2 separate regions of the Homo sapiens genome follow, and region 2 is linked to region 1. Evidence: read pairs that join two places in POLR2A ChIA-PET (ENCODE). Cell type or tissue: MCF 10A. All regions are shown on one strand. Each heading gives the region's core, and the rest is flanking DNA. Links, peaks and the distances in the headings are about the cores only.

What was found. Peaks named below come from ENCODE experiments on the same cell type or tissue, not always from the same donor. Only the 100,000 strongest peaks of a DNase experiment are listed, where the experiment ranks them.
Region 2: POLR2A ChIA-PET joins it to region 1 with 8 read pairs; 3 of 35 experiments call an interaction of 5 or more read pairs at or near these places.

What each region holds. Positions count from the first base shown.
Region 1 is chr1:209,836,444-209,843,739 of GRCh38, forward strand. It overlaps UTP25 (UTP25 small subunit processome component), which reads left to right. Exons shown (of 12, transcript NM_014388.7): 6 at 358-768; 7 at 2,466-2,685; 8 at 4,410-4,612; 9 at 5,822-6,004; 10 at 6,140-6,252; 11 at 7,008-7,253. Among named protein-coding and RNA genes, the nearest start is that of UTP25, 12 kb to the left of the region's middle. RefSeq lists an enhancer at 3,361-3,655. In MCF 10A, for the core only: no CTCF peak of the experiment used is centred there; DNase peaks (open chromatin) are centred at 2,308 and 3,618.
Region 2 is chr1:209,985,944-209,993,239 of GRCh38, forward strand. All of the region lies in intron 2 of SYT14 (synaptotagmin 14), which reads left to right. Among named protein-coding and RNA genes, the nearest start is that of SYT14, 51 kb to the left of the region's middle. In MCF 10A, for the core only: a CTCF peak has its summit at 3,832 (motif pointing left); no DNase peak of the experiment used is centred there.

The DNA.
Region 1 (7,296 bases), core at 1,340-6,339:
TGACCATGGAACCCCTTTGTTTCTAGAATGAATGTTGACTCTTCCCAGAATATATTCCACAGAACAGTGTGGGACAACTGATAGGGTGAAGAGCTCAGATTTGAAGTCAGAAACCTTGGGGTCTAGCCCTCAGCTCCATTTTCTTCTGTGTAAACTTTGTATCATACAACCTCTGTATGAACCTCAGTGCTTCCTAAACTATAACATGAGTATCATGGTAACTACCTTGCAGGGCTGTTGTGAGGATTAAATGAGATGATCTATAAATCATGAAAAAATTCGCTAAATATAGTACTATGTGAATGTAATTTACTGTTATTCATTTCTAATTTGGCTCTTGATCTGTTTCTCCCCTAGTGGCCTATTCTGGGCCAGCTTTTCTTTTCCTCTAAGTTTCAGAAGTTGGAAACATTTAAACCCCCAAAGGATATTGACTTAAAGTCACTTCATCTCCAGAAGCCTCTGGAATCCACCTGGACTAAGACCAACAGCCAGTTCCTATCTGGTCCCCAAAAATCAAGCAGCCCATTCACCCCCCTCCAGAAAGAACTCTTCTTAATTATGAATTCTTACCGGGACCTGTTCTACCCGGAAAGGACTGCTCTGAAGAACGGGGAAGAGATCCGCCATGTGTATTGCCTGCATGTGATAAATCACATCCTCAAAGCCAATGCCCAGGTGCTTGGCAACAATAGCAGACGCCGAAGCCAGAAGTTTGGAGTGGGTGATGATGATGACTTCAGAGACCAAGGGTTAACAAGGCCCAAGGTGAGTCCAGCAGGAAAGCTTTGCTCTCGAGGAGGTGGCTGCAAGGCACTGCCATAGAGGTGCCTGACACTTAGCAGGAACTTGGGTATTTTAATAATTGACTGGCATAATGAATGAGCCCAAATGTGAGCATATTAAGTAGGCCAGGTAGTGTCAGAGCAGCACTGCAGCAGCTTAGTGGGCTGTTTCTGACAGTGGATGTAGCTGGAAACTTGCGAGAAGGAGGCACTTCATGACACTTTCCTTAAAGATAAACCCAGAGTATATAAATAAAACTCCATTATAAATCTCTTCTTTGTGGTTGTCAAAGCTGGATGGGACCTTAATGAGCCTTTTATCCAATCCCTCCATATTACAGCTGTGGACAACCCCAAATTCGTAGAAATTCATAGAGGGCCTTGCTAAAGAGAACCAGGGAAAGAATAGCAGAGATGAGACAAGAACCATAGATTCTCTTCACTAAGCCACATACATACGTCAGCCTTTGAAAGCAAAAATTTACATTTGCCACTGTAAAGTTATTGCTGCTTAAAGTGATGCGTTTGTATTCATAAGTCTAAGCTCTAGTGGATTTGAGGCCTTAACAGGAAATGGCTTTCAATTTTATCTACATTATTCATGATGTTATAGAACCAGGACTTGTCCCCCTGCCCTGAACTGCATCTCTCCGTATTGAAGAAGCCTCATCTTTTTAGAATTTTCTCATTGAGTTTAATAGGATTCTAGAAATTTGATACTAATGTGGCCTTTAGAGATTTCTTAGTCAAACTCCCTTGTGTAATAGCGGGGGAAACCAAAGCCCCGACGCTTACTGTCACCGCTGGAACAATAACCCAGTCCTCTTAAATCTTGGTCCACCATCTCTGCAACTGTACCAAGCTGAGTCCACTGCACTCCTTGGGGCTTGAACATCAGGGTTATAAGGTTGTTTCCATTTAGAATTACATAGAAGAATAAGAGGCAGATTATCTATGAAACATATTATAATTTGGTGAATTACGTGATTTAACTGGGGTTATGTCCATTGTTTACAATAGGAAATTAGAAATTAACCATTTTTTAAGCATCTTCGGTTTTTATTCTCAACAGTAACTTTAAATATTTTTGAATATGCTTAGAAAGCTGAGTCCTGTTTTTCCCATTAATTGTGGTCATTTTTTTTTAGAAATGCTTTATTGTCATTTCTGAAACACTGTATAGAGAATGCACTAGAAATGTAATGATGTGTTAATCCTTTTTCTTACCCGCTTTATTTCTTCTCTACTTGTTCCATTTATTTATTCGACATGTATTTATTCACTGTGTCTTTAGGATAAAAATATTGCACTAATTCTGTGGGAGACACAGAAATCTTTCCCTCAAAGAGCTCATGTGTTTATGTCCTTGAGTTTTTACTGGTAGACGTATCTGTTAGAGGCATTGGCTTATTGTAAAAGGTATTTCCAAATTCTGCTTGAGAAATGTCTCACGTGGACTGATGGGTCTGAAGTCCGCAGGTCATGGTGCTGGGGTTATGAAAGGTGCTCAGTTTCTGGTGTTGAGCCAAGCCCTGCGCAAAGCGGGTAACATAGGTATGTTTCTTGGCTGGGGGCCACTGCTCTACATGGAGCTTTTTAGCTCCACTTCCTCAGCAGTTTCACCTCAAGATCCTGTTCCTTCCTCTTACCCCACTAAGGCTGCTGTTGCTGTCTGCACAGGTACTGATAGTGGTGCCATTCCGGGAAGCTGCTTTGCGGGTGGTGCAGCTCTTCATCAGCCTCCTCGAGGGTGACAGCAAGAAGAAAATCATTGTGAGCAACAAAAAGAGGTTTCAGGGAGAATATGGATCAGATCCCGAGGAGAGACCACCCAACTTGAAGAGGCCTGAGGATTATGAAGCCGTATTTGTGGGCAATATTGATGACCACTTCAGGATTGGTAATTCTTCCTTATCAACTTTGAGACCTAAAGTGTGAAGGTCTACATAGCTGGAGACCAGAAGCTGGAATTAGATATTTTCCCAGTGGATCACTCACTGTGCCTCTTTAACAGAACCAGTGTGCCTTTGAGACATGTTGTTTGCCATGGGAGAGTCTTGCCTTGGCTAATGGGGTGGACATTAGGCCAGTGGAGTCGGGAGGATCTCTGAGGCCATATATGAAAGGCACATGTACATTTATAACAGAAATTTATAGCAAGTTTATAACAGAAGTGTGAAAGCACACCCATAGCTGGTAGCAGATAGATGCTACAAGGGGTTCTCTAGGATGTTGGAAGTGATGGGGCTGATGGGGTCATTCTGGGGAGGCTGAATAAAATGACTGTCTCTACATAAAGGTGGACTTTCTCCTGTGTGCTACATAGATGCCTACCCTGAATAATCTCCACACATGACTTCCACCCAAATTTTCACATTTTTGCTTGTCTCTCATTCAGCTCCCATTGACTTTGGTTGGTTATACCTTTTATAGAGTAAAGTTCTTGGGGAAATGTTCATTAGTCACATATGCTCATTCACAAATACTTATTGAGTATCTACAGTGTGCCAGGCACTGTTAAGAAGCTGGGAATCTACAGATAAATATAGAAATAAAAGTTATAGTTCCCATTGCTAAGGAAATCCAGCCTACGACAGAGCAGGCAGTGCAGGATATGTGTGCAACGGTTGTTCTCGGAGCATTTAAAGCAAACCCCCTTACCCAAAATGGGGGCAGGGTGGTTAGGGAAGATGTCGTGGTGGAGGTGTCATCTGTACTAGGTGGAAACCTGTGTAGGATTCAGCCAGTTTCAAAGGGAGGTGGCTGAGTGGAGGAAAACATTTCAGACAGGAAACTGCCTGTTGCAGAGGCATCAGGGTGACTAAGCTTGGAATGACCTATGATTCACACAGGCTTCGGTATGGTGGAATGTAAGGCATAAGGAGACAAGAGCTCGTGTTTTGTTTGGAACATATATAGCTGTCCAGGAAGCAGTTGGTATATTGTTCTGGAGCTCAGGAAAAAGATATGGGCTGGAAATACACATTTGTGTGAAGGTGACATTAAAGCCATGATCAGTGAGTCAGTTAACCCAAAGCTTTATGCAGCACGAGAGCAGAGCTGACAAGTGAATCCACCAGTTTGCAGAAGAGTTATTTGGATCTGGAAGGACAGACAAGGGCCAGGTCAGTGATAGAAGCAAAAGTGAGAGTTGAAGTCATGGAAACTATTAGCAAGGAAAAGAGCATTGCAAGGCAGCTGTTAGTACATTCTGTGCCGTTTGTACTTTCCTCATAAGAAGCTCTCAAAAGTGTTCATCCTGTTGGTGACTGAGGACTGTGGGGACCTTAGCAAGAGTCATTTCTCTGGAGTCCTGAGAATCAGAGGCCGGATTGCAGTGGAGTGAGAAGTGAAGGAGAGATTTGAAAGTAGAGAGAATTCTCTGGAGCAGTTTGATAGTGACGGAAAGGAAGAGAAGGTAGAAGCTAGAAGGGACTATAGATGCAAGGGAGAGATTTCTCTTGTTCTTATGTTTTAATAATTAAAGCAGTTGAGCACAGTTACATGCTAAGAGGAACAAAAGAGATGTGGAAGCAATAGAAGTGGTGGACTGCTTTGAGAGGGTGGAAGGTAATGGCTTGGTAGTGACTAATGAATTGGTGTGTACTTGGCTGTTTTGTGTAGGAGTGGCAATACTTCAGAGAAGCATCCGACTCTATGCCCCGTTTTACTCCTCGGATATCCTCATTGCTTCCCCCCTGGGCTTGAGGACCATCATTGGTGGAGAAGGAGAGAAGAAGAGAGATTTTGACTTTCTGTCTTCTATCGAGCTTCTCATCATTGATCAAGCTGACATTTACCTGATGCAGAACTGGGAGCATGTCCTGGTAATGCTGGCCATTCACATTCAGTGGGACAGTATTCATATTTAGAGGGATAAGACACCCAGTGGTTTAAGTCCTAAAGAATTATTTAAGTCCAGATTAGAACTCTTGTTTGGAAGCAAGGACACACACTCCACATTTTCTAATTTGAAAAAGTCTTTTGTCCCCTTTTCTACCCAGAGATTGTCCATAATTAAACTGTCTACAGATTAAAATTCCTGTCAGTCATTTTCAAATCTCCAGAAAAGATTTCTTTCCCTTAAAATTTCTTTCTACTAACTTTAGGGTGGGTGGATGGGTGGATGGGATAGGTTGATGGATGGATGGGTCCTCACCAGGAACATCTTTACCTAACATAATCCCACATGTGGTTTTTGCTTATGCTGTTTTGTTTGGTCTTTGGTGAAGATGGGAATACCCTGCTCAAGATTTTTTAAGGTGGGATCTTGTTTTGTAGAGAAATATAGGATGTCTTTATTACCCGATGTAATTTGTACTGTAATTTTTTTCTCCTTCTCCACACACTCTGCAGTGTTATCAGTTTTAGGACTGAAAAACTGCTTTGGAACAATCCTTATTTAGGAACTATAGGTTTATTTTTCTAAGGCATATGGGAACTCACCCCTTCTACAACCCCATGTCTTGAAGCTTGCAGGAAGTTTGGGACAAATGAAGGGTAGAACTTACTTCTAAAGTAGGAAATAAATTTATTGTACTCATTACCCTTCAATATCTATTACAAGGTAAAAATATAATTAAAATGGAAAAGGCATTTGGCATAGTCGAGTTATATTCTTAGATTTGAGGAAAAGACAGGGTGACACTGCAACTATTCCTAATGTTTTGAGAACCAGGTAATTGAGGGACAGCAGCTCTGTTTTCCATGGCATTTCCCTTCTTGTCCAAGTCTGGGACTTAGGGACCCATAGAGAGACCAGTGTGGCATTTCAGAAGTTCATTTTAAAGGAACATTCCTGTAGGTACCATTTTGATCATTTGTTAAAATTCCAGGAGGGCCAGTTTTAGCTTATCTCCTCATTGGGGATGTTTGGCTGACCATGGGCAAGTCACTCACCCATGTGAGCCTCAGTTTTCTTGTTATAATTTAGGAGATGATAGTACATGAGTTGATAGACTCGGAAAATGTTTAGCAATGTCCAACATGTAAATGCTCTCAGTCAACACTAATGGTAATATTATTTCCACTCAAAGCATTTGATGAATCACATGAACCTACTACCCCTGGACTCACATGGGGTAGACTTTTCTCGAGTGCGGATGTGGAGCCTCAATAATTGGTCCAAGTACTATCGCCAGACACTGCTATTTGGGGCCCTTCAGGATGCCCAGATCAACTCAGTGTTCAACAAGTACTGTGTCAACATGCAAGGCCAGGTGGGTTCTCGTCTTGTTTCCTCAGTATCTTCATGAGCACTGTTTATTGTTTGGGTCCTGAGGTAGAAGGAGGCGATAGCTTCTGGTCAAGAAGGGGATGGCTGTCCACCTAACGCTCTTGTTGACTACTGGCAGGTGGCCGTGAGGAATGTCCCAATGACAGGCTCTATCAGTCATGTCCTGGTGCAGCTCCCACATGTCTTCCAGAGGATGGAAGCTGAAAACCTAGCTTCAGTGATTGATGCCAGGTAACCCACTCCTCCCAGCAGGCCCCTGGGGACCACATAGAGAGATTTGACTTGGGCATACAAACCTAGAATTGGATTCCATTTTGCTTTTATTGATAACTACCAAATCAGTTGAGATAATTGAACTTAATTATGTCATTTGTCAGAGGAGGAAACTGAAGCACAGAGAGAAATAGTGACTTTGGCCTAGGTCTCATAACTAGTTAGTAGCAGGGTTATTACTATAAATCAGGACTCTTTCACTCTTGACTGTGGCATTTTAAAATTATACAGCTTTATGCTACAAAGTGTCTCATGTCAGCAAGTTAATTGTAAGCCCCTCAGGGAAAGAACTATTTTTCTAATTGTATAATTTCCCCCTTTTTCTTCATTGTGTTTAGTTAGGGGACCCCAAAGAAGCTTAGTGAGGCTTAGTATATGGTAGATGTTCAGTGATTATTTGTTGACTGTTGGACTGAGTGACTGAGTGACTGACTGACTGACTGAATAGTGTGGTGTGTACTTCCTAGAGTAATTCTCTGGGATATAATGGTATTACATCTGTTTTTTACAATGAATAGTGTTGACACTTATTTTTTTAGTGTGCTTATCAAGTTTTATCCTTACATAATCTCTTTGAGAGGAGGTAAATCATATTGGCCTCTGGGGAGGTAATCTTTTAACACGAGATTGTAATTTGCTCAGGGTCACACAGTTAAGAGACACCATAAGCTTAGCTCTAGACATTAATTTTGCCCTTTGCCATTCCAAATCAGGTTTAACTTTTTTGTGAACAAGATTTTGCCACAGTATCGTGATGCAGTCATGTCTCACACGCTCATCTATATCCCCTCCTACTTTGACTTCGTGCGTCTTCGAAATTACTTCAAGAAGGAGGAATTGAATTTTACCCACATCTGCGAGTACACGCAGAAGTCTGGTGTCTCCAGGGCCAGACACTTCTTCCTTCAAGGAGAGAAACAGTTTCTACTTTTCACAGAGCGCTTCCATTTCTACAAAAGGTAAAGTGGTGCCAGGTTTCAAGCCTCCTCTCTGAAGGGGAGG
Region 2 (7,296 bases), core at 891-5,890, 150 kb after region 1:
AGCAGGACCCTAGGCCTGGCCCACAAAACCATTCAGTTCTCCTAGGCTTCAAGACCTTTGGTTGGAAGGGCTGCCATGAAGGTCTCTGAGACCTTTCTCCCATAGTATTGGGTATTAGTACTTGGCTCCTTTTTAATTTTGCAAATTTCTCTAGGAAGTGGTTGCTCCGCAGCCTGCTTAAATTCCTGCCTTGAAATTGGGCCTTTCTTTTCTACCACAAGCCCAGGCTGCAAATTTTCCAAACTTTTATGCTCTGCTTCCCTTTTAAATGTAAGTTCCTATGTTAGTAATTTCTTTGTTCCCACATCTGAACATAGGCTGTTAGAAGCAGCCAGGCCACATCCTGAATGCTTTGCCACTTAGAAATTTCTTCTGCCAGGGGCTGGGCGCGGTGGCTCATGCCTGTAGTCCTAGCACTTTGGGAGGCCAAGGCAGGTGGATCATGAGGTCAGGAGATCGAGACCATCCTGGCTAACATGCTGAAACCCTGCCTCTACTAAAAATAATAATTTAAAAAAAATTAGCCGGGCGAGGTGGCGGGCGCCTATAGTCCCAGCTACTCAGGAGGCTGAGGCAGGAGAATGGCGTGAACCCAGGAGGTGGAGCTTGCAGTGAGCCAAGATTGCGCCATTGCACTCCAGCCTGGGTGATAGCATGAGACTCCGTCTCAAAAAAAAAAAAAATTTCTTCCGCCAGATACCTTAAATCATCTTTCTTTTTTTCTTTTTTGAGACGGAGTCTCACTCTGTCGCCCAGTGCAACCTCTGCCTCCCGGGTTCAAGCAATTCCCCTGCCTCAGCCTTCTGAGTAGCTGGAATTACAGGCATGCGCCACCATGCCCGGCTAATTTTTGTATTTTTTGTAGAGACAGAGTTTCACCATATTGGTCAGGCTGGTCTTGAACTCCTGACCTTGTGATCCGCCCACCTCAGCCTCCCAAAGTGCTGGGATTACAGGCATGAGCCACCATACCCGACCCAATTATCTTTCATTTTCAAACTTACACAGATCCCTAGGACATGAACACAATGCAACCAAGCTCTTTGTTAAGGCATAATATGAGTTACCTTTGCTCCAGTTCCCAGTGTGTTTGTCATTTCCATCTGAGAACTCAGCAGCCTGGACTTGATTGTCCATATCAACATCATCATTTTGGTCACAACCATTTAACTCATCTCTAAGCAGTTCCAAACTTTCCCTCATCTTCCTGTCTTCTTCTGAGCCCTCCAGACTATTCTAACCTCTGCCTGTTACCCACTTCCAAAGTTGCTTTCACATTTTCAGATATCTTTATAGCAGAGCCCCACTCCTTGGTACCAGTTTTCTATATTAGGCAATTCTTGTGTTGCTATAAAGAAATACCTGAGACTGGATAATTTATAAAGAGGTTTAATTGGCTTAAAGTTTTGTAGGCTGTGCAAGCATGGCGCTGGCATCTGTTCAGCTTCTGTAGAGGCCTCAGGAAGCTTTTACTAATAGTGGGACATGAAGTGGGAGCAAGCACTTCACATGGTGAAAACAGGAGCAAGAGAGAATGTGGGTGAGGTGCTACACACTTAAACAATCAGATCTTGTGAGTACTCACTACTGTAAGGACAGCACCAAGCTGTAAAGGATCTTCCCCCATGATCCAAACACCTCCCACTAGGTCTCACCTCCAACACTGGTAATTACATTTCAATATGAGATTTGGGTGGAGACAAATATCCAAACTATATCCTTTTGTGTGACTCAAAGTTGTGTTGTGTTGTTTTACAAAATTTCACCTTTTGCTTTTCAAAGATCATTTAACTGGCAAGGACTTCTAGATTAGCGGCTTTTATTCTTTCAATACTTTAAAGATAGTGTGCCACTTGTTCTATCTTTTATTATTTCTGATGAATCTCTTGTCAGCCTTACCTCTTTTCTTTTGTAGATAATGTGTAATTTTTCTGACTACTTCTGTTTTTATCTTTACAACTTTAATCCATTTGAATATAATGTTCCTTTGTGTAGTTTTCTTCGTTTTTTTCTTGTACATTGAATTTACTGAGCTGCTTTTGGTGATAGTTTTCATTAAATTTGGAACAATTTTGACCATCACTTCTTCAAATGTTTTCTTGATTTCTTCTTTTCTCATCTCTTTTGTGGGGACTTCAATTACACATGTATTTATCTACTTGAAGTTGTTCCACAATTTACTGATTATTTGCATTTTTTTAGTCTTTCTGTTGTGTTTATGCTTTCTGTTGATATGTCTTCAGGTTCATTAACATTTTCTTTTGTAATATCTGATGTGCTGTCAGTCTCTTTCAGTGTATTTTTATCTAAGACATTTTAGTTTTTACCTTTGGAAGTTTGATTTAGGCTTTTAAGAAAAGTTCCGTATCTCCTCTTACCACATTCGATCATTCCTCTGGTTCTTCAAACCCATGGAATATATCATCATAATTGTTAGTGTCCCTGTCTCCTAATTTTATCAATTTTCTGAGTCAGTTTCGATTGATTAATTTTTCTGCTAGGTTTTTTTCATTTTGCTTCTTTGCATACCTGATAATTTCTTTATTGGATGCCAAACATTGTGAAGTTTCCCTTGTTGAGTGTTAGATCTAATCGTGATTAGTTCTTGAGCTTTATTCTGAGATAGGTTAAATTACCTGAGACTTTCCTTTCAGTCTTGCTTTTCACCTTTGTTAGGAGGGGCAAAACCTGCATTTAGTGTAAGATTAATTTTCTGAAGCAAAATCCTTCATATGTCAGTCTAATCAGTGGCTCATAAGGTTTGAGATTTTAAAATTCTGGATCTTCAGAATAGTCCCCATTTCATGCTCTGTGTAAGATTTGGCATGTCTTCCCTCTAATCCTCTTAGGCAGTTTTTTTCCCAGCCTCTGATTGTTTCCTTACATGTATGTGCTAAGAAGTACTGAACTGTATCTTAGGAGTGACTCAGTGCAGGTGTCTGGAGTTCTCTGTCTACACAGCTTTTTATTCCGGGACTCAGCCACATGAACTTGAGCACACTTGGCTTCTTCATACTCCCAGGTTTATCTCCTCAACACTCACCTGACTGTACAGTGACCGCACTGTCCCCTTTCTCCAGGTAGTAAGCTTGGAAAATCATAGTCATACAGATGATCTCATTTTTTTTCTTCCTCTGAATGATCACTCCTTTATTGCCCATCTTCAGTGTCTTGAGTGCCATTGTTTCATACGCTCTGTCTTGTTTTAGTGTTTTCAGGTGGTGGGAGAAATCTGTCCATGTTATTTTATCTTAACTGGAAGTAGAAAATGTGATTATTAGAATGGGGTCATTTTTGGTATTTAAATAGACTATATAAAAATCTGCAGCAGCGATTTCAGGAGAGACTGGGAAATTACACAGGAACTGAGAGTCCTGGATTAGAGAACAAGATATGGTGAAATTTAAGAGGAGACAGAAATTTGATTATTTAGAAGAATTGGAAATTGGACAATGTAGGTTTATGAATAAAAAGTAAAAACAAAATTTATTAAGGTAGAGAATTAGTTTTATCTTACATTTACCTTAAGGAAAGGCATTCTCTAGCTGTCTGCTCTTCAGCCTTTGAATCATTGTCTTAGAACATTTCATTTGATTTCTGAATGAGATTACTTATTAAGTTTTAACATTCCAGAAATGGTGATATAAATGTAGTTGCTTATATCATCTTTCTTCCTTTAAAGCTTAAAGTTAACAGTGATAAAAGATAATGTGTATTATATTTACGTAGAAGTTAAATATATTTTATATTACTTTTTGAGCATGTCAGGGGAATTATAGTATAGTTATGTTAACTAGTAGATATATGGTGCCATCTAATGGCTAATATGAAAATATATTTAGTAAATACTTCAGTGCTTTGCCTAGTGTGTATATATGAAATTTTACTGTGAAATTATTGTTGCTTTAGATGTCCAAGGCGTCGTTTTTATTTAAACTCTAAGATATATTTATATTTTCATTTCAATTTATACTTTTTAAAATTCAGCTATATATTGGTCTGACTTTTCATCACGTTTAAAGCCATGTACTTGCAGTTAGCACAATTTAAAGTATATTCAATATAAAATTAGCATATAAATCAATTTTAATAAACAAGTAAAAATTACAGACCTCCTGTTTGCTATCTTTTACTTCTGGTTCCTTCAAACTGGACCCAATATGTAGTTATAAATTATGCCTTATAGAACCTCAGCTTTATTGTAAACAGAATTCATTTTCCCTCCACCTTTCATCTGTTTTTGTACATTTTACAAAATATATAAAAAATGTTAGAATATTGTATTAGATTGGTGATTTTTAAATGCTGTTCCAGATTGTTAGGGCTTCTCTAGAGCCACTCAGTCTGTGATGGAGATGGCTAAGTTTAGAAAATTAGCATATCAATGGCTCTAGAAGTCCTGCACTGAAAAACTTCTCAACTTTATTTAGCCCAATATTTCCTGAATACGTTTCATCATGGAACGCCCCCACCTTCCTTTTTAAAAATCTCACATCTTAATATCTGTTGATCTAGTGTTCCTCAGATGTCATTTTGGCAGTTGTCCTAAATTCCATTTTTAAGGATGAAGGAATATTTCACATATATATATATACGTATATATATGTATATATATACGTATATATATGTATGTATATTTCTTGTTTTAATGAAATAAAGTGTGTTGCTTTTTCTTATCATATGATAATACTTGTTATTTATCAAAAATTTAGCAGTATGCCATTTACCCTGATGTGATTATTACACATTGTATGCCTGTATCAAAATAACTAATGTACTCCATAAATATATACACTTATATATATACCCATAAAAAATTTAAAAAATTAGTAAATACAGAGTAATCATTGTTTCTTTCACATTCTTGTCATTTCCTCGTTAGAAAAAGCTTTGTCAGATTGGTATTATTACAAAGTTGGAGGTATCACTTTACCTGACTTCAAATTATACTGCAAGGTGTTAGTAACCAAAATAGCATGGTATAAAAATAGTCGCAGATTAGTAGAATAGAATAGAGAACCCAGAAATAAAGCCCCACACTTACAGCAAACTGATCTTTGATAAAGTCAACAAAATTATACACTGGGGAAAGGACACCCTATTCAGTAAGTGGCGCTAGGAAAATTGGATTGCCATATGCAGAATGAAACTGGACTCCTAACTCTCACCACATACAAAAAATAACTCAAGATGGATTAAAGCCTTAAATGTAAGTCCTGAAGCTGCAAAAAGTGTAGAAGAAAATCTAGGAAAAACTCCTCCAGACATTGGCCTAGACCAAGAATTCATGACTGAGACCTTCAAAAGCAAATGCAACAAAAACAAAAGTAGACAAATGGGGCTATATAAACTGAAAAGCTTCTGCACAGTAAAAGAAATAATCAACACAGTGAACAGACAACCTGCAGAATGGGGGAAAATACTAGCCAACTTTGCATCTGATAAAGGTCCAATGTCCAGAATCTACAAGGAATGCAAACAACTCAACCAAAATCCCTCAAATAACCCCATTAAAAAGTGAGCAACGGAAATGCACAGACATTTTGCAAAGGAAGACATACATATGGCCAAGAAGCATATGAAAAAATGCTCAACATCACTAATCATCAGAGAAATGCAAATTAAAACCACAAGGAGATACCGTCTTACACCAATCAGAATAGCTGTTATTAAAAAGTCAAATAACATCTAACCTGGCCAATATAGTGAAACCCCATCTCTACTGAAAATACAGAAATTAGCTGGGCGTGGTGGTGTGTGCCTGTGGTCCCAGCTACTCGGGAGGCTAAGGCATGAGAATCGCTTGAACCTAGGAGGCAGAGGCTGCAGAGAGCCAAGATCACACCACTGCACTCCAGCCTGGGCGATAAAGCGAGACTCCGTCTCGAGAAAAAAAAAAAAAAAGTCAAATAACAGATATTGACGGGGATGCAGAGAAATGGAAACATACGCTGTTGGTGGGAATGTAAATTTGTTAAGCCACTGTAGAAAGCAGTTTGCAGATTTCTCAAATAATTTAAACAGAACTACCATTTGACCTAGCAATCTCATTACTTAGTATAGGCTCAAGGGAAAATAAATCATTATATCAAAAAGATACCTGCACCTGTATGTTTATTGCAGCACTATTCACAATGGCAAAGATATGGAATCAACCTAAGTGTCTACCAATAGATGACTGGATAAAGAAAATTTTTTTTTGTTGTTGTTGTTTTTGCTTGAGACAGGGTCTTGCTCTGTCACCCAGGCTGGAGTGCAGCGGCACGATCATAGCTCACTCATCCTTGAACTCCTGGGTTCAAGTAATCCTCCTGCCTCAGCCTCCCAAGTAGCTAGGACTACAGATGCACACCACCACACCTGGCTAAAAAATGTGGTTTATATAACCATGGAATACTACTCAACTATAAAAAAGAATGAAATCTTGTCTTTTGCAGCAACATGGAGGGAACTGGAGGCCATTATTTTAAGTGAAATAACTAAAAAACAGAAAGTCAGATGCTGCATGTTCTCATGGGTAAGTGGGAGATAAATAATGTGTACACATGGACATAGAAAATGTAGTAATAGACATTGGCAACTCAGTAGGATGGAAGTGTGAGAGAAGGATGAGGGATGGGAAATTACTTAATGGGTACAGTGTATACTTATTCTGGTGATGGCTACGCTAAAAACACCACTATGCAATATATCTTTGTAACAAAATGGCACTTAAACCCCCTGAATTTATAAAAAACAAATAAATAAAAGGCAAATGTAAACCATGCTTGCTTAAGAAAACTGAAGGGGGGACAAGATGGCCTACTAGACACAGGGAGGAAGTACCATTCACACTGAGAGAGACCATATTATTGAGTAAACCACCTTAATTTGGGCAGATCTTCAAAGAGAAAAAGCTGAGAGTGAATGGAAAGGCGACACTGAAGCTGAGCATGAAGGTGGGGAAGCTGGGAACACTGTGTAGGTTAACTGAACCCTAGGACTAGTTCCTGGCCCTTAAGAGCTCCTGGGAAAGAGGTGAATGAAGGACCTGAGGGACAGCTCACTTTCACCACTGACCCCTAGGATCCTAGTTACTCGTCTGCTGTGGACATGCGAGCTGGCAGAGGGATCTTGCTGGGGATAGGCAGAGACTAATTTTCAGATGTTGCAGAGCCTGGGAGTTTTTGTGGGCTGGGTAGCTCTGTCAGAGAGTGACCATAGATGTCTTTTCCCTAGGGTTCCCCATCCCCCTTCAGGAAGTGCCAGCCCCAACTGACCTCTGAGCCAGAAAAGAGTGGGGCTGGCTTCGCCATG